Linked DNA regions of Homo sapiens: regions 2, 3 and 4 are each linked to region 1. Evidence: read pairs that join two places in POLR2A ChIA-PET (ENCODE). Cell type or tissue: K562. All regions are shown on one strand.

Region 1 (8,000 bases):
GTTCACACCATTCTCCTGCCTCAGCCTCCCGAGTAGCTGGGACTACGGGCGCCCGCCATCACGCCCAGCTAATTTTTTGTATTTTTAATAGAGACAGGGTTTCACCATGTTAGCCAGGATGGTCTTGATTTCCTGACTTGGTGATCCACCCGCCTCGGCCTCCCCAAGTGCTAGGATTATAGGCGTGAGCCACCGTGCCTGGCCCCCAGTCTCATGTATGATTTTATATTTCGAGCCAAAACCTGAGGAAAGCAACTTCTAACTTTATTTTTTTGATTTTAATTATTTAGCTTTAAATCTTTTTTTTTTTTTTTTTTTTTTTAGAGACAGGGAGACTCTGTCACTGATGCTGTAGTGCAGTGGCACCATCATAGCTTAACTCTAGTCTCTAACACCTGGGCTAAAGCAATCCTTCCACCTCAGTCTCCCCTGTAGCTAGGAATATAGGCACGTGCCATCATGTCTGGCTAATTTTTTTTTTTTTTTAGTTTTTATAGAGACGGGTCTTTGCTATGTTGTCTAGGCTGGTCTCAAACAATCCTCCTACCTTAGCCTCTGAAAGCATGGGATTTTACAGATAAGCCACTGAGCCCAGCCTTATAATTTTCAAATAAAAATCAATGGGCGAATTGGATTAGATATGACAAATTTAGACATAAAGACTTTTTTTTTTTTTTTTCTTGAGACAGGGCCTCCCTCTGTAGCCCAGGTTGGAGTGCACCATTACAGCTCACTGCAGCCTTGATCTCCAGGCCTCATGAGATCCTCTTACCTCAGCCTCCTGAGGAGCTGGGACTACAGGTGTGCACCACAATGCCTGGGTAATTTTTGTAAAGACTGGGTTCCCACTATGTTGCCCAGGCTGGTCTCGAGCTCCTGGGCTTAAGCAATCTACCCACCTTGGCATCCTGAAGTGTCGGGATTACAGGTGTGAGCCACTGCACCCAGCCCTAAAGATTTTTTAAAGCAAAAATTATGTGAAGTGAGTCACATTTGTACAGATTACGCTGAGGTGAACACCCTCTCTTTCAAAGTAGTGGGGTCACAATTATTGGAGAAGCTATTGACAGACTAGATGTCAATCAAGTGAACATGGGATCAGGGAAGAACAGTTCCTGGTTTCACAATGTTTGAGGACAAATATCCCCTGATGAGTAACTTAAAGGGTTGTTGGATCCCTTCATGGCACTGACGTGGACTGAAAGTCTTGGTCATTTGCACTAATCCCCACTTCTGCTCCTTTATACCCAGATGGTAGAAGATGCACTCACCTGTTGTTGGGCTGGGAGGTGAGGGTGCCATTCTGTTCAGGTGGGGTCTCTACTGGTTTGGATTTGAAGTAATTGACCAGCCCCCCAAACACGCTCTTAATGCTATTGATGTGTTTCTGGCTGATCTTCAAATCTTGGTCCATCTTGTCCACCATCTTCTCTGTGCGCTCCAGGACTCCTCGCTGACGGGCGAGCTCCTGGGGAAACCGAGAGGCAGTGGCATTATAGCTTTCTGTGACTCTCCCCCAGGGCAGTCAAGGACCACATGGAGCAGCCCCTTCATAAACTCTCAGTGGGCACATCTGGAGACGGGTACTGTCATCTGTGAGGGGCACACTACCCTTTCCAACAACACATTCCTTTGCCTCTCCCTCCCTGCCCTACCTCTACTTGCTTTCCTCATTTGTTCATGAGACCCTTTTCCTGAGAGGCTGGCTCATGGCGCCATGTTAAGATGGATGGCAGAGGGTGGCGCAGTGATTCACACCCGTAATCCCAGCATTTTGGGAGGCTGAGGCGGGCAGATCATGAGGTCAGGAGTTCAAGACCAGCCTGGCCAACATGGTGAAACCCCCTCTCTACTAAAAATACAAAAAGTAGCCAGGTGTTGTGGCGGGCACCTGTAATCCCAGCTACTCGGGGGGCTGAGGCAGGAGAATTGCTTCAACCCTGAAGGCAGAGGTTGCAGTGAGCCAAGATGGTGCCAATGTACTCCAGCCTGGGCGACAGAGCAAGACTCCGTCTCGGTTGGGGGTGAGGGGAGATGGATGGCAATGTGCCTGTGAGGTTCAGAGTCTATGGCCTGAACTGGAAGCAGATTCTCTCTAGCCCTCCAACTCTGGGAACCCTCACAGGTTGGGCCTGGCACTGCCCCCTGGACTTTGGTTCTTATATTCTTCCTTTAGGAAGTTCCCATTTAAGGAGTTCCCACTGGGCCACCTGAGCCTCCTGGCCATGGTCAAATCCTCAAATTCTATTTCAAGGACCAGTGTCCCCTCTGGGCCCTATTAGTGTCTGACTCTAGCCCATCCACAATTCCAGCTTTAAAACCTGTTAACACGGGTGACCCTGTCCCAGGGCCTTTGCACACACCACTGTCTCCGCCTGTAATGTTTTCCATCCAGATACTTACATGGCTCAGCCTCTCATCCCTCATCCAATTAGGGTCTCCTTTCAAAGGCCACTCTCTCAGAGAGGCCTTCCCAGACATCTTCCCTAAAGGAGAATTCCTTCTTCCAACCACTACCCCTCTTCTCCACCTCCTTTTCTGTTTTGAGATGGAGTCTTGCTCTGTCACCCAGGCTGGAGTGCAGTGGCGTGATATTAGCTCACTGCAACTTCTGCCTCCTGTGTTCAAGCGATTCTCCTGCCTCAGTCTCCTGAGTAGCTGGGATTCCAGGCGCCTGCCACCATGCCTGGCTAGTTTTTTGTATTTTTGGTAGAGACGGGGTTTCACCATGTTGGCCCGGCTGGTCTCGAACCACCCGCCTCGGCCTCCCAAAGTGCTGGGATTACAGGCATGAGCCACCGCTCACAGCATATGAGCTCCACGAGGCAGGGACTTGCTCTGTTCACTGCTGAGTCTCTGCAAATCTGCCCAATGGAGACGTGAGTGATGCTCTGTGGCCACAGTGGCAGCCTGATGGTCCCTCCAGAGCTGATGGTTCTGGTTGTGGATATACATTCACAACATCAACACTACCACTTTCCTTTATTTACGACAAACTTGCTTCAGTCCCTAGTTCAGAACTGATCTACAGCTGCGGCCCATCTGTGAGCTGCCTTTCCAGCCAGAAGGCTCTCGAGCTTCATTTTTCCTGCTCTGTCAGGCAGCCTCTGCCCTCAGCTGCCTTCCTCTGAATCTATCCACCCATCACCCTGTGGCTTAGCAATTACACTAACTATGCAAATGTTTTTTAGATATATTCTCTCTTGATGCCTAAAAACAAAGTCAAAAAAAATTTTAAACATCCTGGAAACCTGAAGAGCAAAATGCAACTATAAATAAATGGTTGTGGCTTCCTTAAAGTCCTTAAGGAATCAATGTGTAACCTGAGTCCTTGTTTAATGGGTGAAATTTAAAAACATAATGTATAGGCAAAAAGCTAAAACACTGGTTGGTTGAATTTACTATTAAACTTTGTTTAACTCTTGCTGGAAATAAACTTAGAACTGCTGAATTTTACAGCTTTCAACGTTTATGTTTTTCACTAGTTCACAAGAGATGTCTGAACAAACCATCAGCCTTTTTTAAGTAAAAAAAAGATGTTTTCTGGATAGTGTCACTCAGTATGTCAAGCAAATCTTGCAAGGGCTAGTTTTCAAAAGAAAAAAGAGCTGCTAATGTATCTGGCATTTCTGCTCCTTCCATCACCTCAAGTTTATCATCTTCATGTCCACACTGCGGTCTTCTCTGGAATAAGGCAGAGCTATACGTTAGGATTAACAGATTTTCTCCAGCATCTACATGTTTTTCTGACAGTCCAGTTCCAGCTAGCTTTGCAGGCTGCAGAAGAAGCTTTCCAGTAGCTGGAAAGACACTCAGAGCAGCCAGGTTGGGGACTGGGGAATGAAGAGGTGGCCAAGACTCTGCTGTCACATTAGGAGGGAGGTCCTCAGCTTCCCTGATGGTGAGCTCCTCCCATCAGGGCCAACCCACGACCACTCACCCTCCCACCCTGACCTCCTCATCTCAATTTGGAGAGCTACCTTCCCCAGTATGGACTTATTTTCTCTTATTCACAAGAGACACATTCTCTCAAACTCCCAGAGTCTGTGCTACTGTTAAGGAAACCAGATGGCTGATTTAGATGTTTAGATGGGAGCACAGAGAAGTCTGTGAGGGTGGCTTATCTTGCCTGTGAGGCTGGAAGGCCAGGCGACTGAGTGCTGCTCTGGCCTCTGGAAGTTTCTGTTTGCTGAAAGCTAGTGTTCACCAGAGGTCATGAGGCCAGCAAGGGAGGAGTTGTTTCTTCTGCTAAAATCCACCCCCAGAAGGCAGAGGAAATGACCGGACTTAATGTGCTTGTGACCTAGTTCCAACCAATGAGGAAGAAGGGTTTGACAGAGCAAACACCAAAATACCAGGAAAGAGAACACTGACAGTCTGTAAGGACAGGCCAGGCAGACACCTGTGCCCCAGCCACCACCAAGACAGGCCTCAACCGCTCCAGGTACCGAGGCAGGTCCACACCCCCCTCCGCAGAGCCACGGCCCATCTTCTCCAACTTCCCGTGGGAGAATGAGGTCCCTGAACGGACTTGGGTGGCTGCTAGGGGAGTGAGCTCCGCAGGTGCCCTCAGTGTAAAGGACGCACATGCAAAGTGCTTCCTTGTTTCAGTGATTACTAAGCATTACAGGTGATGCCCTTCTTACTCCCTTGAACCCCAACAAGAGTTCTCTCTTTGTCCACGAAACAATCCCAAGTCTCTGTCCTGATGGTGTTTACAGTCTAACAGAGAGCAAGATGAGTGAGGTTCAATCTCAGCTTTTCATTTGTTGACAACATTGCAATGCTCGGAATCCAAGAAAGGCAGATGAGTCCTTGCTTCACTGAGCTTACAGTCCTGTGGGGGAGGCAGAAACTAAAGCTACTGCACGCGTGCACACAAACACATACACACACAGAGTCACCTCTCCCTGCAGACTCTTTGTTTAGCTTAAGGTGGGGGTCAGAGAGGCTCCCTGTTGAGGCTGGAGGAGAGACTGAGAAGTTAGGCAGTCAGAAAGTTGGGGGTCCTGTCCATTTGGACTTAGTTTTCCTAAAAACAAATCACAACGAAGAGTTGGGGTGGGGCAAGGGCACCAGGCAGAGGGTGCAGCTTGTGCAGGGGCAGAGGAACCGTGTGGGGAGTGAGCGGGGCTACCCACAGGACTCGGCAGGGAACACCCACAGGATGTCACTAAGGCCTTCAAAGGGCAGCAGTGACCAACAGATCTCAACTGCAACTCGCAGCCAACACATCTTATAACATCAGGTGGGCTTCCGTGACCGAGACCTCCCCAGGTTCCTGACGGAAGGGCATCAATACTGTGTTTCTCATACTGAGCTCGTAAACTCAGGTTCTGATAAATGAGGTTCATCATAAGTAGACGGAGGCCAATCTGGAGTCAGTGAGCTGAATCTAGAAATCTGAAATTTATCTTTGTTCCATCTCTCCCTTCCCAAGGGAGTGTGCACAGGCACAAGCCTTGGCAGGGATACGTGAGCACCCATGGCAGATGCTCAAACCCGGGGCTCTGACTGTGGCAGCTGGAGTATGGGGTGGATTCAGAGACAAATCGGGTCTTAGGGTGCAGGAAAAACCACCAAGGGCAAAGGCGGTAGTGCTGGTGCCCCTCGCCGTCTGTGTGCAGGCCAACCTGGGGCTGAGCAAAAGGCTAGCTCAGCAGCTCTGGGTTGTCCATACACTCCACATTCCAAAGAGAGGTGTGGCCCTAGCCTGGTTCCTTGTTTTTGGAATATCCTGCCTGATAAGAGTGTCCTTGCTCAAGTGAGCCTAAGCTTAGACCAGGTCAGACAGACTATGCTAACAATGTGATATATGATGGTGGCCTTGGGCTACACGTTATCAGCTTGACCTCTGGTGGGGTTGGAGACTATACTCAGCCATGCCTATGTGACAGACTCCCCAAAAAACTCTGGACACCCAGGCTTAAGTGAGGGTCCTTGGTTGACAATACTCTGTGTGTGTTGTCACGCACTGCTTGGAGAAGTGTTGTCCACATGACTCCATGGGGAGAGGACAACTGGAAGCTTGTGCCTGGTTTCCCCTGGACGCTGCCCTATGCACTTTTTTCATTTGATGGTTTTAATCAGCATCTTTTCATTGTAAGAAACCATCACCATACGTGTAACAGTTCTGTGCATCCTTCCAGTGAATCAGTGAAGTTGAGGGTAGTCTTGGGAACCCCCAAACACCTCCCTACAACACTTCCCACTCTAAGAACACCTCAGAGGCAGAAAGCTGTATAGCAGATGGCCGCTCAGCTTGTCACAGCATGTTTCCTGGTCAGCAAAGCAAGGTTCCTTGGGACAATGTGGCAGCTGTGAGTGGATGTGCCCAGGAAGGAGAAGCCAGAAGCTCGAACAACCAGCCCATCCTCAGAAGGCATCCTGTTACAGCCAACAAGCCAGCAAATTGGCCTGGGATCAATGGTCTAATTCTTTTTTTTTTTTGAGACAGGGTCTCACTTTGTCACCCAGGCTGGAATACAGTGGCATGACCTCAGCTCACTGCAGCCTTGACCTCCCTGGTTCAAGAGATCCTCCTACCTCAGCCTTCTGAGTAGCTGGAACTACAGGCATGCACCGCCATGCCCAGGTAATTTTTGTATTTTTTGTAGAGCCAGGGTTTTACCACATTCCCCAGGCTGATCTTGAACTCCTGGGTTCAAGGGATCCACCTGCCTCAGCCTCCCCAAGTGCTAGGATTACAGGTGTGAGCCACCACACCTGGCCATCAATGGTCAAATTCAATCATTGATAGTTTACCAAAAATTAATTAAAAATAAATCCCGAACAGACCTAGCGGTGAGTATGTGGTCCAATGCCATTTCTCCACCAGACTCCCTCCCACCTGCTAGACACAGCCTGACATGTGTTGGGATGCATTTTCTGGTCACAGGACAGGCATTGCAACCAAGGCACACAGCTCAATGCATTCTTTCCACCCAACTCTCTCCTCCTTTTTCAGGCAATCTTCTGTTCCCTCCCTCCTTCCTTTCCTTCCCCAGGTCACTTATTCATTTGGCAACTATTTTGGGAGCGCCAATAACGCTTAAGGACATTGTGCTGAGAAGCGTGGGGGTAGAAAGTTGAGCAAGAGATGGGTAAGAGACTGCTCCTCTTCCACTGCTGACATTTACAAATTTGAGGAATTACTTAATCTAGCAGCTGCTTGTCCCCATCCATCAACTTTTGCTAAGAACTCTGGCTGCATCAGTATCACCACACGCTGCCTCAGAGGGGTGACTTTGGTCTGTACGGCCCCTCATTTGGAGTGGGCTGCTCCAAGACCAGAATCCCTGAGAATGAGGATATCACCTTTTGGCAATGTATCTACTCTAAGTTCCGGGGACACCTTGATGGCCTCTGCTCCTGGGCCAGGAGGGGTGTCCTCCTCTCTCCCACCTCTGAATGGAATGCCCAGTGTGGGTGACTGTTGTGTGCTGGAAAGACACAGAGATGGGTGGGCCCCTGCACGAGACGGTGTGGAGGATGTGCTGGCGGTGGCTGCTGAGTGCATCACGTTTGAACTCTCAAACTCTGTCCCTTTCCATTGATGTTACTGTGCCAGCCGTTCCAACCCTGGTCTAATGTTTGTTGCTGGACTCCCCTGAACCGAGATCTCGGGCCCCAGAAAACCTCAGTGGAGTTAAGTTCAGCTACAAGAGGGGAAGCAGAGTGTCCTGGGCAGGTGAGTCTCCTCCACTGGAGTGATGAAAAGGTGTACAAAAACCATGTCCAAGTAGGATGCAAATAGACTCACCAAAAGGTGTAAACAACCTCAATGCTCATCATTAGGGGACAGGCTGCATAAATAGAAGTCATTTGTTCAATGGAATACAACACAGCCAAAAAGAAAGCCCAGCTCATTACATACTAGTGTGGAACAAACTCCATTCTATTAAGCACATGCAGACCAGAATGTATACAATACTTCACTTAAAAAAAAAAACCCATTTTTATCCACGGCATTATCTCCCCAAAACACTGAAGGAGGGAAA
Region 2 (8,000 bases), 100 kb before region 1:
ACCTGCACCTTCCTCGACCAGAACTTCCCTGGGACTGGCCATGACGACCTGACCACCATCTCCACTGCCCACTACCTCTCACCCAGGAAGCCGGCTCCCACGACGACCACGTTGCGGCCTCGGGCCAGCCTCACCACGCGATTGGCATCCTCTGGCGTCCGGATAGTGAACACGTTCTCCACTTCTTTGCCTTTGCAGCTCAGAGTCTTGGGGCTGAGACATGGCCGTGTCAGTGAGGGCCTCCTGGCAGCCCCAGCCCCGTCCAGGCCAGTGCCCTGCCTAGTGTCCGATGGGTAAAAAGGAGACCCTCCCACCTGCTCCCTGGTGCCAGCAGCAGCTTGCTGTACTCCAGCTTGAAGCCATCCTTGAACACGACCTTCTTAGTTCTCACGTCCACTGTGACCACCTGCAATCCCCACCAGGCAGAGCATGAGCTTGGGCATGGGGCTGGGCCTCGCCGCCCACTCCCCGGTCCTGCAGTACACCCACAGCCCAGCCACAGCCTCTGAGAAGCTCCCATTAAAACAGATCCTGCCACCTGGGCTTCATTCTTTACGCTTCAGACATCACCTTCCCCTCAAACCTCTCCTTACCCTCCCAAGTCCCACCAGTATCTCCTATCCAGCCCTGATCGTTCATCTCCACACACCGTGGGGCTCTGTGTGTGCCTATGACCCATCAGGAAAAAGCTCCTTGCTGTCTCCCAAGCCTGGAGCACCTCCCAGGTGCCTGGGCTGTGGGGCCAGGAAGGTAGAGCACCAAGACCCCACCCCAGGGGCCCACACAACCTCACGGTTCCCACCTTCCCTCCTCGGGCCTGTTTCCCACCCTTGACCCTGTACCTGAGCCTCGGTGAGCACCTCGATGCCATAGGCTCGGAAAAACTCCTTGGGCCTCAGGGCCAGCTGCTCAGGCTGTGTGTCCAGGGACTGCAGGGGAGAGCCAGCTTGAGAGGAGCCAGTTTACAGCAGAAGACACTGGGGCCCAGGGAAGGTGGGGCCAGCCCCAGTCACATAGGGGCTGCAGGACAGAACTCAGCAAACCCAGATCTGGCCAGGCGCAGTGACTCATGCCTGTGATCCCAACACTTTGGGAGGCTGAGACAGGAGGATCGCTTGAACCAGGAGTTCAAGACCAGCCTGGGCAGCATGACAAAAATGACCTCATTTCTACAAAAAATACAAAATATTAGCCAGGCATGGTGGTGCGCGCCTGTAGTCCTAGCTACCCGGGAGGCAGAGGTGGGAGGATCGTTTGAGCCCGGGAGGTGGAGGTCGACGCTGCAGTGAGCCGTGAGACAGGCACTGCTCTCCAGCCTGAGTGACAGAGCAAGACTCTGTCTCAAAAAAAGAAAAGCCAGGTGCAGTGGCTCACACCTGTAATCCTAGCACCTTGGGAGGCTGAGGTGGGCGGATGGGCTGAGCTCAGGAGTTCAAGACTGGTCTGGGCAACATGGTGAAACCCCATCTCTACTAAAAATACAAAAAATTAGCCAGGCATGGTGGTGGTGCACACCTGTAATCCCAGCTACTCGGAAGGCTGAAGCATGAGAATCGCTTGAACCCAGGAGGTGGAAGTTGCAGTGAGCCGAGAAGGCGCCACTGCATCCCAGCCTGGGCGACAGAGTGAGACCCTGTCTCAAAACAACAACAACAAATCTAGATCTTTTGGGGGTACCACGGACAGGCCTGGCATAAGCAGGGAGGGCAGCCGGCCAGACCCCAATGGGGTGACAAGCAAGGCTTGAAGTGGGCTTAACTGGGACCCAGAGGGATAGGGTCCCTACTTGCCCCACCCCCTGTACCTTGCTGAGCTTGGGACGGTCGTAGGGAAGGTGCCGGTCTAGCGTGCACAGGACGATCCGGTCGGAGAAGCCCTCCTGCCGCAGTGTCTCTGCACACACCAGGCCAGCTGCACCTGAGGGGAGGGGCCCGTGGGCCAGGAACCACTTCTCACCAATCCCATCTCCCACCCTGCCCCTCATGACCCCACTACCAACCTGCACCCACAATGAGCACATTGGTGCTACTGCTGTACCCAGCACTTGGAGAGATACACTTGGCCATCACCTTGGTCCTTCGCTGCAGCTGTAGGGCCTGTGGGTGCCAGGAGGGTGGAGGGTCACTGCCATCCTCTGCATGCCATCATCCTGGCAGGCAGGTCCTGGCGCTCCAGCCCAGCCTCATCCCTACCGCAACCCCTCACTCTGCTCCAGTGACACGTGCCAAGCTCCTCCCACCACAGGGCTTTGCACATGGCATTCTCTGGGCCAAGATGCCCTCCCGGCTCCTCCCTTCTGCCTGAGCCCCGAGCTATCCCCTCACCTGCTTGCTGGCCCGGACGTACACCTTCTCCTTCTCAATCTTCACCTGCAAGGGCTGCATTGCTCAGGACCAGCCCCGAACCCCACACCCCCAGGTTCCCACCCCATCGCACTCCTGGCCCCACCTGGAACTTGTGTAGACTGTCCAGGCCAGGGAAGTCCTCCAGGTCCCCAGTGCTGATGTTGAAGCAGGCGCCGTGCCAGGGGCAGCGCACCCGACCACGGGACAGAACGCCTGGGAAGGGGAGGTGTTAGGCTGCGCCCACCAGCAGGGGTTGCTTCCCAAGGATCTCAGTGCCCCGGCAACTGCGGGCCCCTCCCCACAGCCCAGGAGACTTCACTAATAGATGAAGATCCTGGGGTCTGGGGAGGAGCCAAGCTGGCATGGGGCCTGGAAGGTCCCCCTCACGCCTCCCACCTGACAGCTCACCTTTCACCAGGGGTGCGCCGTAGTGCGGACACTTATGGCCCAGGGCGTGGAACTCCCCATTGTCCTTCACCAGCAACACCTTCCCCCAGCCCAGCTCCACTTCCCGCATCCTGGGGAACCGCAGCACTCAGAGGTCAGGCCAGACACCAGGCACAACCTCCTGGCAGCTCCTCCCAGTGTCCAGCCTTCTGGGGAGCAGGCCCAGACCGGTAGAAGCCACAAAGGCAGTGACCAGGGCAGCAGCTGGTCATAGCCCCTTCAGGCCAACCCCGACCCCCGGCTATGGCCCCCTCACCCTCCCACCTTGGGACCCCTGATCCCCGCTCCCAGGCAAGCCCAGAACCCACTGGCCATTCTCGAGGTCCTTGACGTGGCAGACAGCAGCCTCCACGCAATCCTGAGGGCTGGGGTAGGGGTGAGGGGTGGACAGGCGCTCCTCCGTGTGGAAGTGGCGGGCCGTGCCATTGCCCTGGTAGGCCCGGGGGCTGCCCTTCCCACTGGCCGACAGCTCCTCCTTGCCTCGCTCCTTCTCAGGCAGCACCACCTCGATCTTGAGCTCCACTGTGGGCAAGGCAGCGCCTTGAGCCCCCCACCTCAGCCAACTTCCTCCCCCATCCCTCAAGCTGGGTGCAGAGGCCAGCTCCTCGGGGTGCCAGGAGGCTCAGCCCTGCCTGGCAACCTCCCCAGAATTCCCTCTGCACCACCAGCCCAGCAAAGAGCCTTAAACCTGGCACGAAGCAGCGGAGGGGCATGGATGGGTGGGGGTGCTCCCGGGTCTGCTTGAATTCGTTTCTGCATGTCTCTTTTTTCTTTTTTTTTTTGAGACAGGGTCTCACTCTGTCGCCCAAGCTGTAGTGCAGTCATGCAATCTCGGCTCGCTGCAGTCTCTGCCTCCTGGGTTCAAGTGATTCTCCCATCTCAGCCTCCCCAGTAGCTGGGACTTCATGTGCATACCACCACGCCAGAGGTGTGGCGTGACAGGGTTGGTAGAGACAGGGTTTTGCCATGTTGGCCAGGCTGGTCTCAAACTCCTGACCTCAAGTGATCTGCCCGCCTCAGCCTCCCAAAGTGCTGGGATTACAGGCTTGAGCTACCACACCCCGCCTCCTTTTTCAATTACAGTGTTAGTGAGGGGGACACAGAGCTGAGTTCCTTCGACCCTGCAGTTCTCCTGGCTGCAGAAACCTCTGTGGCAGAAAGAACCCTGAGGCCCTACAGTCCTGCATCTTCTGATGGACAATGACAATGTCCCTGACATCTCAGGGTATGACTCATGTACATACAGGAATTCAAAAGTGGCAGCAGCTCAGTTCCCAGCCAGTGAATCTGGGTGACAGGAAGTCAAGGGTTCATTGTTCTAGTCTTACAACTTTCCCATATATTTGAATTTTTTTCAAAAATTAAAAAAAATGTACACAGCATAATTCACAGCATAATTTCAACTTCTTCTTTTTTTTTTTTTTTTGAGATGGAGTTTCGCTGTTGTTGCCCAGGCTGGAGTGCAATGGTGCGATCTTGGCTCACTGCAACTTCCCCCTCCCAGGTTCAAGCGATTCTCCTGCCTCAACCTCTTGAGCAGCTGGGATTACAGGCGTGTGCCACCACACCTGACTAATTTTTGTATTTTTAGTAGAGACAGGGCTCCATGTTGGTCAGGCTGGTCTCGAACTCCTGACCTCAGGTGATCCACCCGCTTCGGCCTCCCAAAATGCTGGGATTACAGGCGTGGGCCACCACTCCCGGCCCGATTTCAACTTCTCAAAATAGCTCTTCTCACCAATTTGAGAATCCTTCATCACTAACCAGGTGCTGGGTTTTCAGTGTCCTCGTGTGCCCTGGGGGTGAACCTGAGCATGGGAATGCATGTGGATGGCACAGAGGGGGCACAGCCCCCCCCCCCCACAGCCTCCATACAGAGCCACTTCCCCAGCGTGCCCACGGGGCCAGCTCTAGCGGGGAGTGAGCCAGAGATTGCCATTTTCTTCTTTATACTTTTGCACATTTTCCAAATTCCCTGTGATGTGCCTGGGATATTTTTCTAATTAGAAGGGAACAATAAACAGAATTTTTAGCAGCAATAATCTGGCCTCCCAGGCTGCTGCTGCAGGGAGGAAGCTGAGTGATGGACACTAAGCCCCTGGCACAGCATGGGCCCGATGCTGGAGCAGGAGGTACCTCTCTCACTTCCCAAGGCACCAGCACCTCTGGGTTTTACCTCTCATCCCTTCCACCTCAGAACTGACACTCCAGAAACCAAGAACCCAGAGAGGCTGCCGAGATGCACCTCCAGGCCTTTGCCTGAGCTGTCCCCTGGGCTGGGGCTGCCATCCTTCCTATCTACCCAGACAAGGCTCAGGAGTTGCCTCTCCTGGCTGCCCAGCCCATCCATCATCTCATGCTCTGCTAAATCCTCCACGCTGGCCAGGTCCCCTCCCCAGCCCCAAGTCCCAGCCCTCAGCTCAGGCCCAGGCATAGCAGGGCACAGGGGCAAAGAAAAGGTCAGTTCCTTGACCCCAGCCCAGCAGGGAGGATGCAGAGCACAGAGCCACACTGAGGCCATCGTATCAGGTGGGGGGTTATGGGTGGGGCTTTCATTCCATTTTCTATACCTTATGTAATGGTGTTAGAATGTTTTTGGAAGAATTAAAAAGAGAAATACTTTGGACTTAGCTGACACCAGCTGTGGAAGCTGTGGGAGCTCACAAATAGCCTGGCAGGGGGGCCAGATAATGCCAAGCCAGGCTGCTCTCATCCTCCACCTCCTCCCAGAAGGCTCCAAGCCCACTCACTGATGCAGTCTAATGGAAGCCATTAAGTCAGGGGCCCTTTGGAAAGGTAGAGGGGAGAGGCGTCTCTGCTCACCCACAAAACTGGATCAGCCCCAGCTCCATGACTTCTGGCTGCCCATAAGACCTGCCTTAGCCCCTTTGGGCCTTAAGATGCCTTTATTATAAAATGGAGAGAAGGCCAGGTGTGGTGGCTCATGCCTGTAATCCCAACACTTTGGGAGGCCAAGGCAGGAGGATCGCTTGAGTCCAGGAGTTCAAGACCAGCCTGGGCAACAGGGTGAGATGCAGTCTCTACAAAAAATTTAAAAATTGCCAGTTGGCCGGGAATGATGGCTCATGCCTGTAATCCCAGCACTTTGAGAGGCCGAGGCAGGCAGATCACTTGAGGTCAGGAGTTCGAGACCAGCCTGGCCAACATGGCAAAACCCAGTCTCTACTAAAAATATAAAAATTAGCCAGGCATGATGGCATGCGCTTATAATCCCAGCTACTTGGGAGCCTGAGGCAGGAGAATCGCTTGAACCTGGGAGGCGGAGGTTGCAGTGAGCCAAGATCAAGCCATTGCACTCCAGCCTGGGTGAGGGAGTGAGATTGTCTCTCAAAAAATAAAAAAGTTAAAAAAATAAATAAAATTGCCAGTCGTGGTGGTGCAGGCCTGTAGTCCCTGCTACTCAGGAGGTGGGAGGATCACTTGAGCCCAGGAGTTCTAGGTTGCTGCGAGCTATGATTATGCGACTTTACTCCAACCTGGGCAACAGAATGAGACCCCATCTCAAAAAATGAAAATAAAACAGAGAGAACAGCAAATGCCTACCTCGTTGGTGACAGTGAATGCTGAAGGAAATACTGTATGTAACCCAGAGTAGAAGCTCAATAGATGGAGTTGGGCAGCAGTGTTTTACCAGTTAGCTCTGAGCCTCCTAGCAGCCATGGTGAGGATGGAAAGCCTTTAGGTATCAGTTATGGCCTAATAAAAGGCAGGTGAACAGATGCTAAGAGAGCTGCACTTCCTCCTAGCTCTGAGCTAGGTGAGGGACTGGTCTGATACCTTCTTATCAACTACTCAGACAGGACACACAGGAGCACAGAGGGAACCCAGGAAGCAGGTGCTGATGCACACGGAGCCACAGAATCGAGTGGAGCAAGATAGAAAGTGAAGGATTTGCACAGAGGTCTTCTGCTTGATCTAGTCTCTTTGTGGCCCCTTAAGACCCCAGCTGAACCCTCAGGCCCCAAATGCTGTCACTCCCATATCTGGAAATTCCCTGAGCCTCATGCCTGACCTGCCCAGCATGGGCACCTGGGGCCTGAGCCTCTGGCTACAGCCCCACAGGGGAGGCCTGGCAGCACAGAGCCCAGCTCAGAAAAGGGATAACAAATAATATTCCTTGGGAGGCCGAGATGGGCGGATCACAAGGTCAGGAGATAGAGACCATCCTGGCTAACACGGTGAAACCCCGTCTCTACTAAAAATACAAAAAAATAGCTGGGCGTGGTGGCGGGCGCCTGTAGTTCCAGCTACTTGGGAGGCTGAGGCAGGAGAATGGCATGAACCTGGGAGGCGGAGCTTGCAGTGAGCCGAGATCACGCCACTGCACTCCAGCATGGGAGAAGGAGTGAACTCTGTCTCAAAAAAAAAAAATTCCGCAAGTGCTTCTGGTGTGCCAGGCCCTCATGCTAGGCACAACAGCCCCACTTTACAATGAGGATGCAGAGGCTCAGAGAGGGGAAATCACCTGCCCAAGGCCACACAGCCAGAAAGGGGCAGGGCTGGATTTGCCTAAGTTCTTAGGACTGCCTTTGGTGAGGGTGGCCACCCCCGACACTGGAAGTCCTGGGGCCACGGGTCCCAGGCAGGCCAGCCATTTGGGGTCCTTTAAAAGAACCTGCAGGTGGCATCTTCTGCCAGGGCCTCCTGCCAGCCCAGCGGTGCCACAGACGCCTGGTATGAGGCCAGCTGGCATCATCCCACCCACTGCTAGGGGGAGACAATGGACGTCATCTGCCCAAGGCACATTTTGAGGCAGAGAGGGATCCAGCCCAGGCCTAGGTGTCCACAGCACAGGAGCGGGGGAGGAAGAGTGGCTTCTTGGAGCAGAGGCAAGTGGGTCCCTCTGCCTGGTGGGTCATCACAGCCCTCCTCCCTCGCCCAAGTTCTCCCTTAGACCCAGGAAAGGGAGAAAAGCCTCACAAGTTCCAAGGTAACGGAGCTGATGGGTATCAGGTAAGGGGAGCTGGGGTGAGCTGGCTGGGGTGAGCTGGCTGGGGTGAGCTGGCTGGGGCAGCGTGGCCTGGCAGGTTGAGTGGAGCACTGGCTGCGCTCTTGAGGTCTCTCTAAGCCTCAGTTTCTCCACCTGTGACAAAGCTGCACACTCCTGCCTCCCCAGGTGTTGTGAGGAGAGAAGAGGGAAAGTGGGGGGCCAGAGGGAGAGCTCCGCAGACATGAGTCTTTAGTGGA
Region 3 (8,000 bases), 60 kb after region 1:
ATGAGCTCTAGTTTGAGTACCTAAGCAGTTGTAGAAGAGCCAGTGCACCTGGCCCGGAGAGGAAGGAGGTGCCATGAGCTCCAAGGACTGGCTGTGAGGGTGTCCTTGATGTCTGGGAGGGGATTGCAAGAGGATGTCACACAACTGTGCCTGTTAACCATGAGTGGGTGAAATGGCAGCAAGGCCTGAGGTCTGCACATCCTGGAAACAGAAATCTCAGGTCAACAAATCTGAGGGAGTTTGGCCTTTTTCCTTTGTTTTTATGTCATTGCTATCTAAGGTAGAAAAGCAGTCCCAAGTGACTTCAGAATTAAAGGCATTTTGTGCATATAGTTTGATACATAGCCATAATTTGTATTTATTGGCCTTTATCTGCATCACATTTTTCACCATGTGAGTTTGTCATGGGTTTTCGGTAGAAGGAGCTAGCATTCCTGTCTCTGTGTATGTCAGTTGCTTCATGAGGTTCTGTTTCCTTGGTAGGTGAAGAAGATCGTTGAGGAGGCTGTTCTCAAATCTTTGGATGCCATTGTAGCCAGTGTGATGGAGGTATGTCGCTTCTGAGGGCATTACCATGAGATCAGCCTGACTTAAACGTGTGTAGAGAAAGCAGGAAGAGTTTGAGCGGGGGCTGGAGTGGAAGGGGTTTTGCAGTGTTTTCACTTTCCTTGTTCATGTGGTAACAATCCACCTGCCGCGGAGGGCTTGGTCTGTGGTAGGTACCGTTGCATGCTCTTTTAAATACGTCACCTCAGGGTGCCTCTGACTGGTGGCATTACAGACAGAAGATAGAGTTTTAGTGAGAACTCACTAACGTGCCCACATCACATAGTTACTGTGGGAGCTGGGAGTCTGGCCTGGGTCTCTCCTACTCTTTTATCTTCCTCACTCCTTTGGTGCTTCCAAAGCTGCTCCTCTGGGCTCAGAGCTACACTTTTCTAGGCGTATGCAAGTCCTGGTTTTTAAGTGTAAGGGGTGCGTAACTAGGGAACTTTTTTTTTTTTTTTGAGATGGAGTCTCGCTCTGTCGCCCAGGCTGGAGTGCAGTGGCGCAATCTCGGCTCACTGCAAGCTCTGCCTCCCAGGTTCACGCCATTCTCCTACCTCCGCTTCCTAAGTAGCTGGGACTACAGGCACCCTCCACCACACCCAGCTAACTTTTTTTGTATTTTTTAGTAGAGACTGGGTTTTACCGTGTTAGCCAGGATGGTCTCAATCTCCTGACCTCGTGATCTGCCTGCCTCTGCCTCCCAAAGTGCTGGGATTACAGGCGTGAGCCACCATGCCCGGCTGGAACTCTTGTCTTTAATGTATTTGGAACCAAGGCCTACAGCATTATTTATGAAATCATTACATTGGTGCTGGGAGGTCTCAAAAATCTCGGGGAACATTTGGGTCAGGCCCCTCTTGAGGGTTAGGATGCAGACAGGTTGTCATTTGCCAGGCTAATTATTACCATGGGTATGTCCCTGACCCAGATTCCTTATTGAAGCCTGGTGTTCCTTCTCTCACCTGATTTTAAGACACACAGTGCCTGATACCACTGTACCTGGGGCTCAGGTATGAAGCAGGGAAGGAACTACCAGGGCCCTTCATGTGCTGTAGACCATGTCTCTTCCTGCTTCGTACCCCTGCCAACGAGCTATTGCAGATGTGAGATGTATGTGCTGGCCGTGGTTTGGTCTGGGTTGGTTCTTGGTTAAGTAACAGAGTTCTTATAACTCCCCAAGTTGCATCTGGGCAGTTCCTACCTTGTCTCCAACCCTTTTTCAGGTTGTCGTTCTGCCCATTGGCCTGAGCTTTAACTCTCTCACTCACTCACTATAGACTGAGCTTGTGGTCTCAGAGACCTTTGGTTTTCCATCATAAGTGTTTGATCATTTGTGACTGAGGGCAGACCAGGAGGACCAGGGCGAGAGCTGGGCTGGGCAGTTAGACAAGTGGAGACTTAGTGGGCCTGCACTCCACCTCTGGGACCCTCCTTCTCATTGAACCAGGGCAGTTTCTGGTATTTTTTGTTTTGTAATTTGTTCTTTAGCATAAACATCCATTTGAAGAAACAGTTTCATAGCTAAAAAAAAAAAAGTTTCTTGTAATCTTGACCTAGAGTCTGCAATATATTACTCAGTATCCATAATCAGTGTAATAACCACTACCAATTATTACATGCTTATTATGTGCCAGAACTTTACTCACTCACTCCTTGAATCTCACAACAATCCCCAGTTTACATATGGGGAAACTGAGGCTTAGCTCAGGAACTTTATTTACATAGCTCGTGAGTGATGGAGCTGGGCTGTGGGCTTGTAAGATGGTTGGTCTCCAAGGCTCCAAAGTTTAACACTCGTGTTGTCTGGACTCCCAGAGTCAAAGCCCTGAACTGCTTTAACCTCTCCCAGTCTCATTTCTCCATTTCTGCCCTGTGAGGACCACCAGACGTTGTCTGTAAAGCCATCATTGCAGTGCTGTCAACCACAGCTCTTCCTGTCAGTGTCCTCCTGGGAATTGGCATGACTCTCACACTCTCCACATGATTCTTTTTTTCTCCACCTGCTCACTCACCCTCTGTCAACCTCACACTGCATGCCCTATCCCACTCTGGCCAACTTCTGGCGCCTTAAAGATTTGCTATATTTGCAGACCACTTTTATACTTGTCAAGAATTATAATATTAGCTGGGCATGGTGGTACATGCCTGTAGTCCCTGCTACTCAGGAGGCTGAGGCAGGAGGATCACTTGAGCCCAGGAGTTCAAGGCTGCAGTGAGCTGTGATCATACCACTGCATTCCAGCCTGGGGTACAGAGTGAGACCCTATCTCTAAAAAAAAAAATGAAAAAAACGAGTTATGATAAACCATAATTTTCCATCCTACTCAACTAGGAGTATATAGAAGTTAAGGACTGTTATCTTTTTTTTTTTTTTTTTGAGACGGAGTCTCACTCTGTCACCCAGGCTGGAGTGCAGTGGCGTGATCTTGGCTCACTGCAAGCTCCGCCTCCCAGGTCAAAGCAATTCTGCCTCAGCCTCCTTAGTAGCTGGGATTACAGGTGCACGCCACCACGCCCGGCTAATTTTTTGTATTTTTAGAAGAGACAGGGTGTCACCATGTTGGACAGGCTGGTCTTGAACTCCTGAACTCCTGATCTCGTGATCCACCCGCCTTGGCCTCCCAAAGTGCTGGGATTACAGGCGAGAGCCACTGCACCCAGCCTTTTTTTTTTTTTGAGACAGAGTTTTGTTCTTGTTGCCCAGGCTGGAGTGCAATGGCGCGATCTCTGCTCACCACAACCTCTGCCTTTCAGGTTCAAGCAATTCTCCTGCCTCAGCCTCCCAAGTAGCTGGGATTACAGTCATGTACCACCACGCCCAGCTAATTTTGTATTTTTAGTAGAGACAGGGTTTCTCCATGTTGGTCAGGCTGGTCTCAAACTCCCGACCTCAGGTGATCCACCCTCCTTGGCCTCCCCAAATGCTGGGATTACAGGCGTGAGCCACCACACCCGGGCTGGACTATTATCTTTCTTAACTCATTAGACCTTGTGTGAATTTTTTTTTTTTTTTCAGAAGAAGAATAGTGCTACATTTCAAATAGATTCCTAAAGAATAATTTAAAATGAGTTTTAATTACAAAACATAAGTTGTATCTGAAGGTGTCCTGGCTGTAATTTGTATCCTTGGGATGATGGACAGTGTGGATCCCTTACTCTGGTGGCCTTTGTCAGTCTTCCTCCTTCACCACTTCCCATGTCCCTGTCTGGGCCAATGATGGCCAAAGATGGTGAGCTTCAGCCACAGCAAGGAGGTTCTTCCTACTAGGGTGCAGATGGCTGCTCCCCCGCAGGCATCTCTGGACTGCATGAGCCTCCTGTTTTCCTTGGTCTGATGCTTAAGAGGATGAAGACAGTAGAGTGTCCAAGTGATGAGTCATGATAAACAGTTGCTTCATTTAGAATGCTAAGTCACGAATCACCATTCCGCTGGGCCTTGCTGTGAAGGCAAAGGGTGGGCAGAAGGGCATTTCTGTTCTATAGTCATGTGTGTCTGCCTTCCCTGCAGGCCAACCCCAGTGCTGATCTCTACTACACTTCCTTCAGTGACCCTCTCTACCTGACCATGTTCAAGATGCTGCGTGACACTCTGTACTACATGAAGGGTGAGGACAGTTTGCCCATGTGTTTGTGAGTACAGCAAGACTGGCTCCCAGGCCACTGTCGCATGCTAGTGGTTGCAGACTGGTACTCACTTTCTGCTGGGGCCACTGAAAAACACATATGAGCAAAGTGGTCATGTTACTGAAATTTTGGGAAAAAAGCAAATTTAAAAAATCTGTCCATGATCCTGCAACCCCGGTACCATCGATGATGGCTCCTTTGCTGAGTTTATTTCCTAAGGTGTTTATCTAAAATGTGCATGTTATATTGTCCTAAGGACAGATACAGTTTTACATATCCATTTAGATAGTTTAAAAAATTAAAAAAGAGGCCAGGCACAGTGGCTTATGCGTATAATCCCAGCACTTTGGGAGGACAAGGTGGGCTGATCACTTAAGGTCAGGAGTTCGAGACCAGCCTTGCCAAACAGGGTGAAACCCTGTCTCTACTAAAAATACAAAAGAAATTAGCCAGGCGCAGTGGCATGCACCTGTAATCCCAGCTACACAGGAGGCTGAGGCAGGAGAATCGCTTGAACTTGGGAGGCGGAGGTTGCAGTGAGCCCAGATCGTGCCACTGCACTCCAGCCTATGTGACAGAGTAAGACTCCATCTCAAAAACATTAAAAAAAAGAAAATGAAGTACTTGTAATACATGTAATCTGTTAATGTAGAGGTACTAGCTTTTTTTTTCAGACAGAGTCTTTCCCTGTCGCCCAGGCTGGAGTGCATTGGCATGATCTGGGGTCACTGCAACTTCTGCCTCCCAGGCTCAAGCAATTCTCTCGTGCCTCAGCCTCCCAAGTAGCTGGGATTACAGGCATGTGCCACCACGTCTGCCTAATTTTTGTATTTTTAGTAGAGATGGGGTTTTACCATGTTGGCCAGGCTGGTCTTGAACTCCTGGCCTCAAATGATCCACCCACCTTGGCCTCCCAAAGTGCTGGGATTACAGGTGTTAGCCACTGCACCCAACCTGAGACAATAGCTTAATAGTTAACATGCACACACAACAATTTAGCATTTTCTTCTAGTCCCTCTTTCATGAATTTTGTTTTTCCCAGAAGTGAGGAAACAATCTTTTATGCATTTTACAAAATGTTTTTCCTATGCTCTCCCCTCACACTGTTGAGTGTTCTTCGTAAGCTTAAGTTTTGATGAGCACATAATATTTTGTCAGGAAGGTATACCAAAATTTAGTAACCACTTTCCTAATCTGATTCTGAACATTCCTCAGAAGCTGAGTCATCTGGGCCACGGCAAGGGTTGAAACTCCCTAAGAAGGGGCATCAGGGATTACCCCTGCCCTCCCCACCACCCCTGCTGTGTGTTGCTGGCTGCCTTGGCTGGGCTGACTTGTGCGTGCATCATGGTGGTTCTCCTGAATTTTCCAGGCCCTGGGGATGAGAGTTTGAAAAGTCTCTCAAACTCAGGGTGAGTGCTCTGAAGATCCAGATAATTCTCTTCTCAAGGCTGCAACCAGTTTTTGCCCTTATCTGACAACCTTTTTCTTTCTTTTTTTTTTTTTTTTTGAGATGGGAGTCTCGCTCTGTCGCCCACGCTGGAATGCAGTGGCACGATCTTGGCTCACTGCAAGCTCCGCCTCCCGGGTTGACGCCATTCTCCTGCCTCAGCCTCCCGAGTAGCTGGGACTACAGGCGCCCACCACCACGCCCGGCTAATTTTTTGTATTTTTATTAGAGATGGGGTTTCACCGTGTTAGCCAGGATGGTCTCGATCTCCTGACCTCATGATCTGCCCGCCTCGGCCTCCCAAGTTGCTGAGATTACAGGCGTGAGCCACCGCGCCTGGCCCTGACAACCTCTTTCTTAAAAGAAAAAAAAATCACAGAAGTATCTCATATTGTCAGTGGAAGTAGTTCCAGCAACGATACTTCCCAATTTATATGTTTCATGTATTCAGGTTTTAGTACGTTGACTGCTTAAAACAAAGCATGGCTGTAACATCCCTGGGAAATGATCATTTCCTCTGATTGCCAGGTTGTGTGCACGTGGAGGACAGCTGTGCAATTCCTATCCAACTTCTTTCCAGTGGGCATTCTAGGACCCACAGTGGCCAGTAGCAAATGCTACTTTTCTGGGGTTTTTGTTAAAAGGGGAAGACTGTAGCCGCTGCTAGCACTGCCTGTGTTCTACTGTAGTTTTGTTCCCAGCTGTGATGCCACACTCTTTCCTACAGACCTCCCGACCTCTTTTGTGAAGGAGATCCATGATTTTGTGCTGGAGCAGTTCAACACGAGCCAGGGGGAGCTCCAGAAGATTCTACATGACGCAGACCGGATCCACAATGAGCTGAGCCCCCTCAAACTGCGCTGTCAGGCGAATGCTGCCTGTGTGGACCTCATGGTGTGGGCTGTGAAGGACGAGCAGGGTGAGACAGACTGCCTTGCCTCTCATGTGAGCTCCAGGCATGACCCAGAGGCTTTCTTGCCACAAGTTTCCCCAAACTACTTCTAGAACACTTGGCTCTGTTACCAGCACAGGCAGTTGCAGTAGGCCTCCTGGGCACGTGCAGAGTGGAGCATTAGCCCCTGCTGTGCTCTGCACGTCTGGTGTCCTGTCCTGCATGGAGGGCACTGGACCTGGGAGGATGGGGATGCCCGTGGCCTCAGGGCCTGTGTATGCTCTCTGCTGCATCTTGCTGGTTCTTTAGGCTTTTCTGTGGTGACATGGAAGCTCAGTGCCTTCAGGTGAAGTGTTTTTCTGGGGGAGGAGTAGAATGGGAAGTTTTCTGTGGAATGAACACTGCGGGGACAAGGGGGCTTAGGGCCAGCGGAGAAGAGAGAGAGAGTGTCACACACTGTGTGACCTCTCAGTATGAATAAGCCCTGCCTAAAGTATGTCTCTGGGGTTTTATTAAATTCTGTGCTTACTTGGTGGATAAGTGTGTTAGAAAGACTGGCCTGTGCTGATCACTCATCTCCTCTTCTGGTTTTGAATTAAGGTGCAGAAAACCTTTGCATCAAGCTATCTGAGAAGCTGCAGTCCAAGACGTCCAGCAAAGTCATTATTGCTCACTTGCCCCTGCTGATCTGCTGTCTGCAGGTCAGTCTCCCTGAACCCAGAGAGGCTCAGATCCCACCTGTAGGGCCTCCCTCTTGTCACGCTGTTGCTGTTCAGGCTGTGGTGGGCACACCAGCAGCGGAGACCCTGCCGGTTCTGTCTTTAGGAGCTTTAACCAGTGCGTGCTGTGCACAGTTCATCACTGAGTGTGGGCTGCCCCCTGCAGGATGCCAGGGCTTTCTGTCAGTGGCATATGGGTGCAGCTGGCTTCAGTTCTCCGTTGTTGTGAGGCTGGGGGCCATTCCCAAGGCCTGTGGGGGAAGGACTGTGGACATGTGCCATGGGGCCACGCAAGGGGATGTCTCCTGACACCCACAGTGCTAGCTCTGCTCTGCCGAGACTCTTAACCTTGTCACAATCCCACTGACTCCACACCTGCCATTGTTTAAAAATTATATTTTGTCCCTTTCTTCTTTAGTATGCTTCCAAAAGAGATGAGCACACTTTAACAATCTATATCCCCTGGCCAGGTACGGTTGCTCACTCCTGTAATCCCGATACTTTGGGAGGCAGAGGTGGGAGGATCGCTTGAGCCCAACCTGGGCAACATAGTGAGACTCCGTCTGCACAAAAAATTTAAAAAATTAGAATTAGTTAGGGATGATGGTGTGTGCCTACAGTCCCAGCTACTCAGGAGGCTGAGGTGGGAGGATTGCTTAAGCCCAGTAAGTCAAGGCTGCAGTAAGCCATGATCGTGCCACTGCACTCCAGCCTGGGCGACAGCGAGACCCTGTCTCAAAAACAAAACAAAAAAATAGTAGTTGAT
Region 4 (8,000 bases), 380 kb after region 1:
GAAGATTAAGTTCATCACCAATGGCCAGTGATTTAATCAGTCATGCCTACATAATGAAGCTTCCATAAAAATTCTGAATGACTGGGTTTGGAAAACTTCTGGATAGTTGAACACATGGAGGCTCCTAAAGAGTGATGTTCCTGGAGAGGGCCTGGAAGCTCTGCACCACTTCCCACATGTCTGGCCCCATGCATCTCTTCATCTGTATCCTTTGCAATACCCTTTATAACAAACCAGTAGACATGAGTATTTTCCTGAGTTCTGTGAGTCGCTCTAACAAATTAGTTGAACCCAAGAAGGGGATCTTGGGAACCCAATTTATAGCCTATTGGTCAGAAGCACAGGTGAAACAACCTGGGAGACTCAGCCCTCAACCTGTGGGATCAGACACTGTCTCCAGGTAGTGTTAGAGTTGAATTAGAGCAGGGGTCCGCAACCCCCAGGCCTCAGACCTGTATCAGTCTGTGGCTGGTTAGGAACCAGGTGGCACAACAGGAGGTGAGTGGAGGGTGATCCAGCATTACCACCTGAGCTCCACCTCCTGTCAGATCAGAGGTGGCATCAGATTCTCATAGGAGCACAAACCCTGTTGTGAACCATGCATGTGAGGGGTCCAGATTGTGTGCTCCGAAAGAGAATCTAGCTAATGCCTGATAATCTGAGGTGGAACAGTTTGATCCCGAAACCATTCCCCGACCCCGTGGAAAAATTGTCTTCCAAGAAAGTGGTCCCTAGTGCCAAAAAGATTGGGGACTGCTGAATTAGAAGACACCCAGCTGGTATCTGTGGCAGAATTGATTGCTTGCTTGTTAATGGGGAAAAACCCTCACACATTTGGTCACAGAAGTCTCCTGTGTTTGTTGTTGTGGTATAAGAGGAGAGGAAAAACAGTGTGTTTTTTTCATTCAGAACTACAGTAACATGCTGTACAAGTATGTAGCTTAGGAGCAATTGGCTGTACCTTATGGCCTAGATGTGTAGTAGTCTCTACCACCTAGGTTTGTGTAGGTGTACCCTTTGATGTTCACACACTGAGGAAATTGCCTCCAGCGATATAAGTCTCAGAATGTATCCCCAACATTAAGTGATGCATGACTGGAGGTAATTGGAGAATAAACATATTTTGGGGAGAGGAAAGTAGGATGAAGTGAGGTGGAGAAGACAGATGTTCACATCTTGTAGCTGACTGTGCTGTGCCTACAGAGCCTGCAGCTTGGCCATGCCTCACAGTGTGGGACTGGCCACTCCCTGACCTGAACAGCTGGCTATCCACAGTCACTTTTGGTTGCTCCATGGCAAAAGTGCATTTGCAGTAGGTTCATTTTACTGATTAGGTTTTAGAGGCTCCAATTCAAATCAGTTTGCGGTTTTTGAACGTACTGACTCAATTATTAGAAGATAATCTTTAATTTAAAAGGCAATGCAGATGAATTTAAATGCATCAGGTTCAATCACAGTTACTGTGCTTGACTCTCAGAATTTCAGTAAAGGAAAGTAGGCCCTGGAAATGCCACCCCCTTGGCACCCACCTCCCAGACTCCTGGCTGTGTGTCTCCTGACCACTACTCAGGTCTTGCCATTTTTATGCATCCATTACTATGAGGAAGAACCCAATTTTGTTCATTCAATGGGAGGGAGGAAGAGCTCTTGAGAACCTGGTGTGTGCTTATGCTTCATGTTCATTGTTTTACCAATTTTAGAATACCCCAATGGGGTAGGTACTTTTATCTCTCTTTTTAAAATTGGGGAGCTCGAGGCTCAGTTTGGTCATGTTGTAAGTCCCTGTGGAGTTGGGCTCCAACCCAGGTCAGTCTGTTTCCCAAAACCCTTCTGTTTGACTTTGCCGCTGAAGAAGATACAATGAGATGAAGAGTCTTGGGCATGATGGCACACAGGTCATCAGGAAGAAGGCCATCAGGAAGTTGGACTAGAGGTGGGAGGGGAGAAGGAATTAGGGGATTTGGAAATAGAGGGAAAACAGGTGAGCCTGAGGGAGGCACAGGAGCAAGGGGAGCAACAGAGCTGGCCAGTCTGTGTGTGGTGGGGCTGATGCCTGCCTGCTCACCCCTGTCCCCTGTTTTGCCAACTGTCAGGCCACAGTTGTAAGGGATCTTGTGGCTGTCAGGATGGCAGAGGAGCAGGAGTTCACCCAGCTCTGCAAGTTGCCTGCACAGCCCTCACACCCACACTGCGTGAACAACACCTACCGCAGCGCACAGCACTCCCAGGCTCTGCTCCGAGGGCTGCTGGCTCTCCGGGACAGCGGAATCCTCTTCGATGTTGTGCTGGTGGTGGAGGGCAGACACATCGAGGCCCATCGCATCCTGCTGGCTGCGTCCTGCGATTACTTCAGGTGAGTTCACTAGAGCTGTTTGTAAGAAGAATAACAAAGGTAATCCTGGCTCTGCTAGTAAAGGTACTGGCGGTGACAGTGGCTGGTCTCCTGCTCACCTCAGAGCCTCCCCTACTCCTTGTGGCTATGACTTAGTCAACAAGTGTGAGAGACAGAAGGGGGTCTTAGAGTTCATTTTTCATTCAGTGATCCTGTTTCTTGGGCTTTGCCTCCTCTTCTCTTCCCTCTCTTCTCTTCCTTTTCTTTTCCTTTTCTCTCTCTTTTCTTTTCTCTTTTCTTTCCTCCTTTCTCTCCTCCCCTCCCTTACCATTCCTCCCCTCCGTCAGTAATTATTGCTGTGTATGCATCACCTTCTGGCTCACACCTCTCATCCCTCAGGTGTTAGCCTCTGGCCCTCCCAGTGAGCTCTGTGGCCCCTCTGGGGTTTCTTATGGCCTCCTTCGTGACCCCATCCCAGCACTTGGCACAGTGTGAGGAACCACTGGCTTATCTGTCTTTTCCACTGGGTTGGAATCTGTCTCTTATCCCTAGCACCTGACATGGTTTTCACATATTCAAACAATACCCATGGCTTAAATGAATAAATTTATGTACACAGATAGCAGATCAATACACCATTTGCCCTGTTGTCTGCACTGCTCTGCACTCAAGGAGGTGGGTGTCACCACCCTTATTTCACATAGGTGGCATGAGCCTGAGAAGGACTGAGGGCCACTCGTGGTCCCCAGCAAGGTTGTCATGGGACTCCAAGCCTGAGGTGTTCCATTCTAGCTCTGATTCTGTTCAATCATTTTGTCTTCAAGGCTTAGTTGTAGTTCTCTCTCTCTCTCTTTCTCTTTATCTCTCTCTATTTTTTTAATTAGGAACTATCAAGCAAAATATGTATGGTTTAAGTGCCTTCTGTCTCCAAAAGGAGTTTTGGAGAATGTGACCCAGTGGTGGCTTGGTGCAGATGTGTCCAGGAGCAGCAGAATTCTTTCAGTTCACCAGGGAAATTCAGCTGAGGCCTTTAATAAGCATTAAGATAACATACAGGACAGTGGGTAGGGTAGAGGAGCTGAGGGCCCCCTGCAGGGGACTTAGGACCTGTATAGGAGAGGATGGCCAGAGGCTGTGGAGCCTATGGGATCCCCTGGGCTCACCCTCTCAGCCCTTCTTGATTTAGTGTCATACCACTCTTTCTGAAGATGACAGTGTAGGCAGCCTTTCGCTAATCTGTCAAAAACCTTATGTGGCTTTCCACGTCCTCCAGGAGCAATTTCTAGCCCTTTCCACAGCCCCCCTTGGGTAAACCTCTTATGAGAGGTGTCCTGCTCTCCGGGATGATTACAATGCATCACTAACACCCCCTGCATCCCTCCACTTCCATTGGGAAGGGGAGCGGGAGAGTGGCAACATTATTGGAAGAGCCCAGAGTCATTTCACAGGGGGGTGTGTGTGTGTATGTATAAATAAGAAATAGAGGCCAGTCACGGTGGCTCACACCTGTAATCCCAGCACTTTGGGAGGCCAAGGCAGGTGGATCACTTGAGGCCAGGAGTTTGAGACTAGCCTGGCCAACATGGTGAAACCCTGTCTCTACTAAAAAAAAAAAAAAAAATTAGCTGGGTGTAGTGGTGGGCGCCTGTAATCCCAGCTACTTGGGAGGCTGAGGCAGGAGAGTTGCTTGAACACAGGATGCGGAGGTTGCAGTGAGCCGAGATTGTGCCACTGCATTCCAGCCTGGGTGACAGAGCAAGACCCTGTTTCAAAAAAACAAAAAAGAGGCTGGATGTAGTGGCTCACGCCTGTAATCCTAGAACTTTGGGAGGCCGAGGCGGGTGGATCACCTGAGATTAGTAGTTCGAGACCAGCCTGGCCAACATAGTGAAACTCCGTCTCTGCTAAAAATACAAAAACTAGCGGGGCGTGGTGGCACATGCCTGTAATCCCAGTTACTTGGGAGGCTGAGGCAGGAGAATCACTTGAACCCAGGAGGCGGAGGTTGCAGTGAGCCTAGAAAGAGGCCAGGCTTGGTGGCTCACTCCTATAATTCCAGCACTTCGGGAGGCCAAGGAGGGCGGATAACTTGAGGTCAGGAGTTGGAGACCAGCCTGACCCACATGGCAATACCCTGTCTCTACTAAAAATACAAAATTAGCTGGGCGTGGTAGCACATGCCTGTAATCCCAGCTACTCAGGAGGCTGAAGCAGGAGAATTGCTTGAACCCGGGAGGCGGAGGTTGCAGTGAGCCGAGATTGCGCCACTGCATTCCAGCCTGGGCAACAAGAATGAAACTCCGTCTCAAAAAAAAAAAAAAAGAAAAGAAATAGACCATTCCCAAGTGTTAGCATGTTTATTATTTGTTTTAGTTACTTGTGAAATGTTAAAATGATAAAGGACTATTTTTTTCCCAGTATGACTGGTAAATATGTGTGAGAGGCTTGTAATATTTGATATGGGCAAGGGTAGAGAGAAGGGCATTTAGGGGTGGGCTGGCCCATAGTTTAGGGCCCTGCAGTTGTATGTTGGGTGTCTAGGTGTCATTCCTGTGGGACGATGCACCCAGTGCTGAGACATGGTGCAGGACAGAGCCTTTCTGTGTTATCCAATGGAGCTACTTGCAAACTGGGCAGTGTGGTGTGTCTACTGATAGGGAGTGAAAAACCTCAGGACCTGGTGGAAGATGATCCCAACCATGAAGATCTGGAAGGATCTTGCTGCACCGTGGGGACTCAGCAAAGGGCAAAGGGAGAGGGAGGCTGAATTTCTTCTGTTTACTGCATTGTCTGAATTATTTTACAAAGAACATAAATTTCTTTTTTTTTTTTTTTTTTTGAGACGGAATCTCACTCTGTCACCCAGGCTGGAGTGCAGTGGTGTGATCTCGGCTCACTGCAACCTCTGCCTCCGGGTTCAAGCAATTCTCCTGCCTCAGCCTCTCGAGTAGCTGGGACTACAGGTGTGCGCCACCACGCCCGGCTAATTTTTTGTATTTTTAGTAGAGACAGGGTTTCACCATGTTGGCCAGGCTGATCTCGAACTCCTGACCTTGTGATTTGCCCTCCTTGGCCTCCCAAAGTGCTGGGATGACAGGTGTGAGCCACACCACGCCCAGCCTTTTGTTTGTTTGTTTTGAGATGGAGTCTCGCCCTGTCCCCCAGGCTGAAGTGCAGTGGGGCAATCTCGGCTCACTGCAACCTCTGCCTCCCGGGTTCAAGTGATTCTCCTGCCTCAGCCTCCTGAGTAGCTGGGATTACAGACGTGTGCCACCAAACCCGGCTAATTTTTGTATTTTTAGTAGAGGCGGGGTTTTGCCATGTTGGCCAGGCTGGTCTCCAACTCCTGACCTCAGGTGATCCGCCTGCCTTGGCCTCCCAAAGTGTTCGGATTACAGACGTGAGCCACCATGCCTGGCCTCTTCTCTGCCTTTTCTGTCCTGTGGAAATTTTTCTTCTTTGGCCCACCTGAGATGCCTCCTCCTCTGGAGAGCTTTCCCTAATTGTCCCTTGCTGTTTCCCAGGTGGAGGAATCTCAGTTTTCCTGAAGGGCAGAGAGCTGTACTGCCCTGCTGCAGGAAGCCTCCTGTGCTCTTTCTGTGTACTCTGTACATGGTTTAGGAATTGGATGGCCAGACTGCATTTTCTTTTTTTGACTTTTGTTAATAACTTTTCATTGCACACTTACTTTGGCTCCCCTGACCCTACACCCACCTTGTATGCTTTAACCTTGTATGCTTCTGAGGTGGTTTCTCCTCTCCTCCTGGACCCTTATAGTCTGAAGAGCCCAAAGGCTCTGTCCTTTTTATACAACCTCCATGGGTCACCTCGTCCCTCCCTTAGTTTTCATTCCATCTGTGAATTATAAAAGACTGCTTAGCTGAACTCAATGTCTGTTACTTTAAAAGTTTGGATACAATTGATGATTTTATTTTTAAAAAATTAATAGCACTTTATCCCCAAAAGAGAGAGAAAGTTGTATTCCCCACAAAACACAAAGCCCAGATGTTTTCCAGGGTAGGTGTGCCTTTTATGAAAAGACTCCAATGCCATTTAAATTTTTTCAGAGCAGTTTCAGAAAAAGAAAAAAAAATTTTTTTTAATTAGCTGGGCATGGTGGCGTGGCCTATAGTCCCAGCTACTTGGGAGGCTGAGGAGGGAGGATAGCTTGAGCTTGAGAGGTTGAGGCTGCAGTGAGCCATGATCATGCCACTGCACTCTCGCTTGGATGACAAAGTAAGAGACCTCTTTTCTCGTAAAAAAAAAAAAAAAAAGGCTGAGCACAGTGGCTCACACCTATAATCCCAGCGTTTTGCAAGGCCAAGGTGGGCAGATTGTTTGAGCCCAAGAGTTCGAGACCAGCCTGGGCAACGTGACGAAACCCCATGTTTACAAAAAATACAAAAATTAGAGCTGGTCACAGTGGCTCATGCATGTAATCCCAGCACAATGGGTGCCCAAGGCCGGCAGATCACTTGAGGCCAGGAGTTCAAGACCAGTGTGGCCAACATGGCAAAAACCCATCTCTACTAAAAATACAAAAATTAGCTGGGCGTAGTGGTGCACACCTGTAATTCTAGCTACTCAGGAGGGTGAGGCTCAAGAATCGCTTGAGCCTGGGAGGTGGAGGTTGTAGTGAGCTGAGATCGCGTCACTGCACTCCAGACTGGATGAGAGAGTGAGATTCTGCCTCAAAAAGCAAAAAACAAACAAAGCTGGGCACGGTGGCTCATGCCTGTAATCCTAGCACTTTGGGAGGCTGAGGCGGGTGGATCACCTGAGGTCCAGAGTTGGAGACCAGCCTGGCCAACATGGCGAAACCCCGTCTCTACTAAAAATACAAAAATTAGGTCATCAGCAAAGCCTGAGTCCTGTCCTCTTGCTCTCCTCCCCGGACAGCATGAGCTTCACCACTCGCTCTACCTTCTCCACCAACTACTGGTCCCTGGGCTCTGTCCAGGCTCCCAGCTATGGCGCCTGGCTGGTCAGCAGCGTGGCCAGCGTCTATGCAGGCACCGAGGGCTCTGGTTCCTGGATCTTCGTGTCCCGCTCCACCAGCTTCCAGGGCTGCATGGGGTCTGGGGGCCTGGCCGCGGGGATGGCTGGGGATCTGGCAGGAATGGGAAGCATCCAGAATGAGAAGGAGACCATACAAAGCCTGAATGACCGCCTGGCCTCCTACCTGGACAGAGCGAGGAGCCTGGAGACCGAGAACCGGAAGCTGGAGAGCAAAATCCAGAAGCACTTGGAGAAGAAGGGACCCAGATCAGAGACTGGAGGCATTACTTCAAGACCATCGAGGACCTGAGGGCTCAGATCTTTGCAAATACTGTGGACAACGCCCGTATCTTTCTGTAGATCGACAATGCCCGTCTTGCTGCTGATGACTTTAGAGTCAAGTATGAGACAGAACTGCCCATGCACTAGTCTGTGGAGAGCGACATACATGGGCTTCGCAAAGTGATTGATGACACCAATGTCCCTCAGCTGTAGCTGGAGACAGAGATCGAAGCTCTCAAGGAGGAGCTGCTCTTCATGAAGAAGAACCATGAAGAGGAAGTAAAAGGCCTACAAGACCAGATTGCCAGCTCTGGGTTGACTGTGGAGGTAGATGCCCCCAAATCTCAGGACCTTGCCAAGATCGTGGCAGACATCCAGGCTCAATATG

The links. ChIA-PET counts read pairs that join two places held together with the same protein. Peaks named below come from ENCODE experiments on the same cell type or tissue, not always from the same donor. Only the 100,000 strongest peaks of a DNase experiment are listed, where the experiment ranks them.
Region 2: POLR2A ChIA-PET joins it to region 1 with 5 read pairs; 8 of 35 experiments call an interaction of 5 or more read pairs at or near these places.
Region 3: POLR2A ChIA-PET joins it to region 1 with 7 read pairs; 5 of 35 experiments call an interaction of 5 or more read pairs at or near these places.
Region 4: POLR2A ChIA-PET joins it to region 1 with 5 read pairs; 2 of 35 experiments call an interaction of 5 or more read pairs at or near these places.

What each region holds. Positions count from the first base shown.
Region 1 is chr22:20,863,805-20,871,804 of GRCh38, reverse strand. It overlaps SNAP29 (synaptosome associated protein 29), which reads right to left. Exons shown (of 5, transcript NM_004782.4): 2 at 1,272-1,468. Among named protein-coding and RNA genes, the nearest start is that of SNAP29, 8.8 kb to the right of the region's middle. RefSeq lists enhancers at 3,698-4,229, 4,090-4,384. In K562, CTCF peaks have their summits at 3,794, 4,265 and 4,640; DNase peaks (open chromatin) are centred at 4,204, 4,864, 4,964, 5,744 and 7 weaker places; H3K4me3 peaks cover 797 bases.
Region 2 is chr22:20,968,621-20,976,620 of GRCh38, reverse strand. It overlaps AIFM3 (AIF family member 3), which reads right to left. Exons shown (of 21, transcript NM_001386814.1): 3 at 3,101-3,314; 4 at 2,754-2,863; 5 at 2,449-2,558; 6 at 2,325-2,369; 7 at 2,000-2,096; 8 at 1,805-1,917; 9 at 843-929; 10 at 315-406; 11 at 83-213. Among named protein-coding and RNA genes, the nearest start is that of AIFM3, 5.4 kb to the right of the region's middle. RefSeq lists a silencer at 4,522-4,713. In K562, no CTCF peak of the experiment used is centred here; DNase peaks (open chromatin) are centred at 2,897, 4,000, 5,138 and 7,627; H3K27me3 peaks cover 4,789 bases.
Region 3 is chr22:20,803,516-20,811,515 of GRCh38, reverse strand. PI4KA (phosphatidylinositol 4-kinase alpha) reads left to right here. Exons shown (of 55, transcript NM_058004.4): 9 at 484-549; 10 at 4,058-4,154; 11 at 6,351-6,542; 12 at 7,116-7,216. Among named protein-coding and RNA genes, the nearest start is that of SERPIND1, 33 kb to the right of the region's middle. In K562, a CTCF peak has its summit at 7,391 (motif pointing left); DNase peaks (open chromatin) are centred at 3,875, 5,434 and 7,395.
Region 4 is chr22:20,483,338-20,491,337 of GRCh38, reverse strand. It overlaps KLHL22 (kelch like family member 22), which reads left to right. Exons shown (of 7, transcript NM_032775.4): 2 at 2,094-2,353. The coding sequence starts at 2,127. It also overlaps the pseudogene KRT18P5. Among named protein-coding and RNA genes, the nearest start is that of KLHL22, 8.5 kb to the left of the region's middle. In K562, a CTCF peak has its summit at 3,402 (motif pointing left); DNase peaks (open chromatin) are centred at 2,457, 2,902, 3,407, 4,927 and 2 weaker places.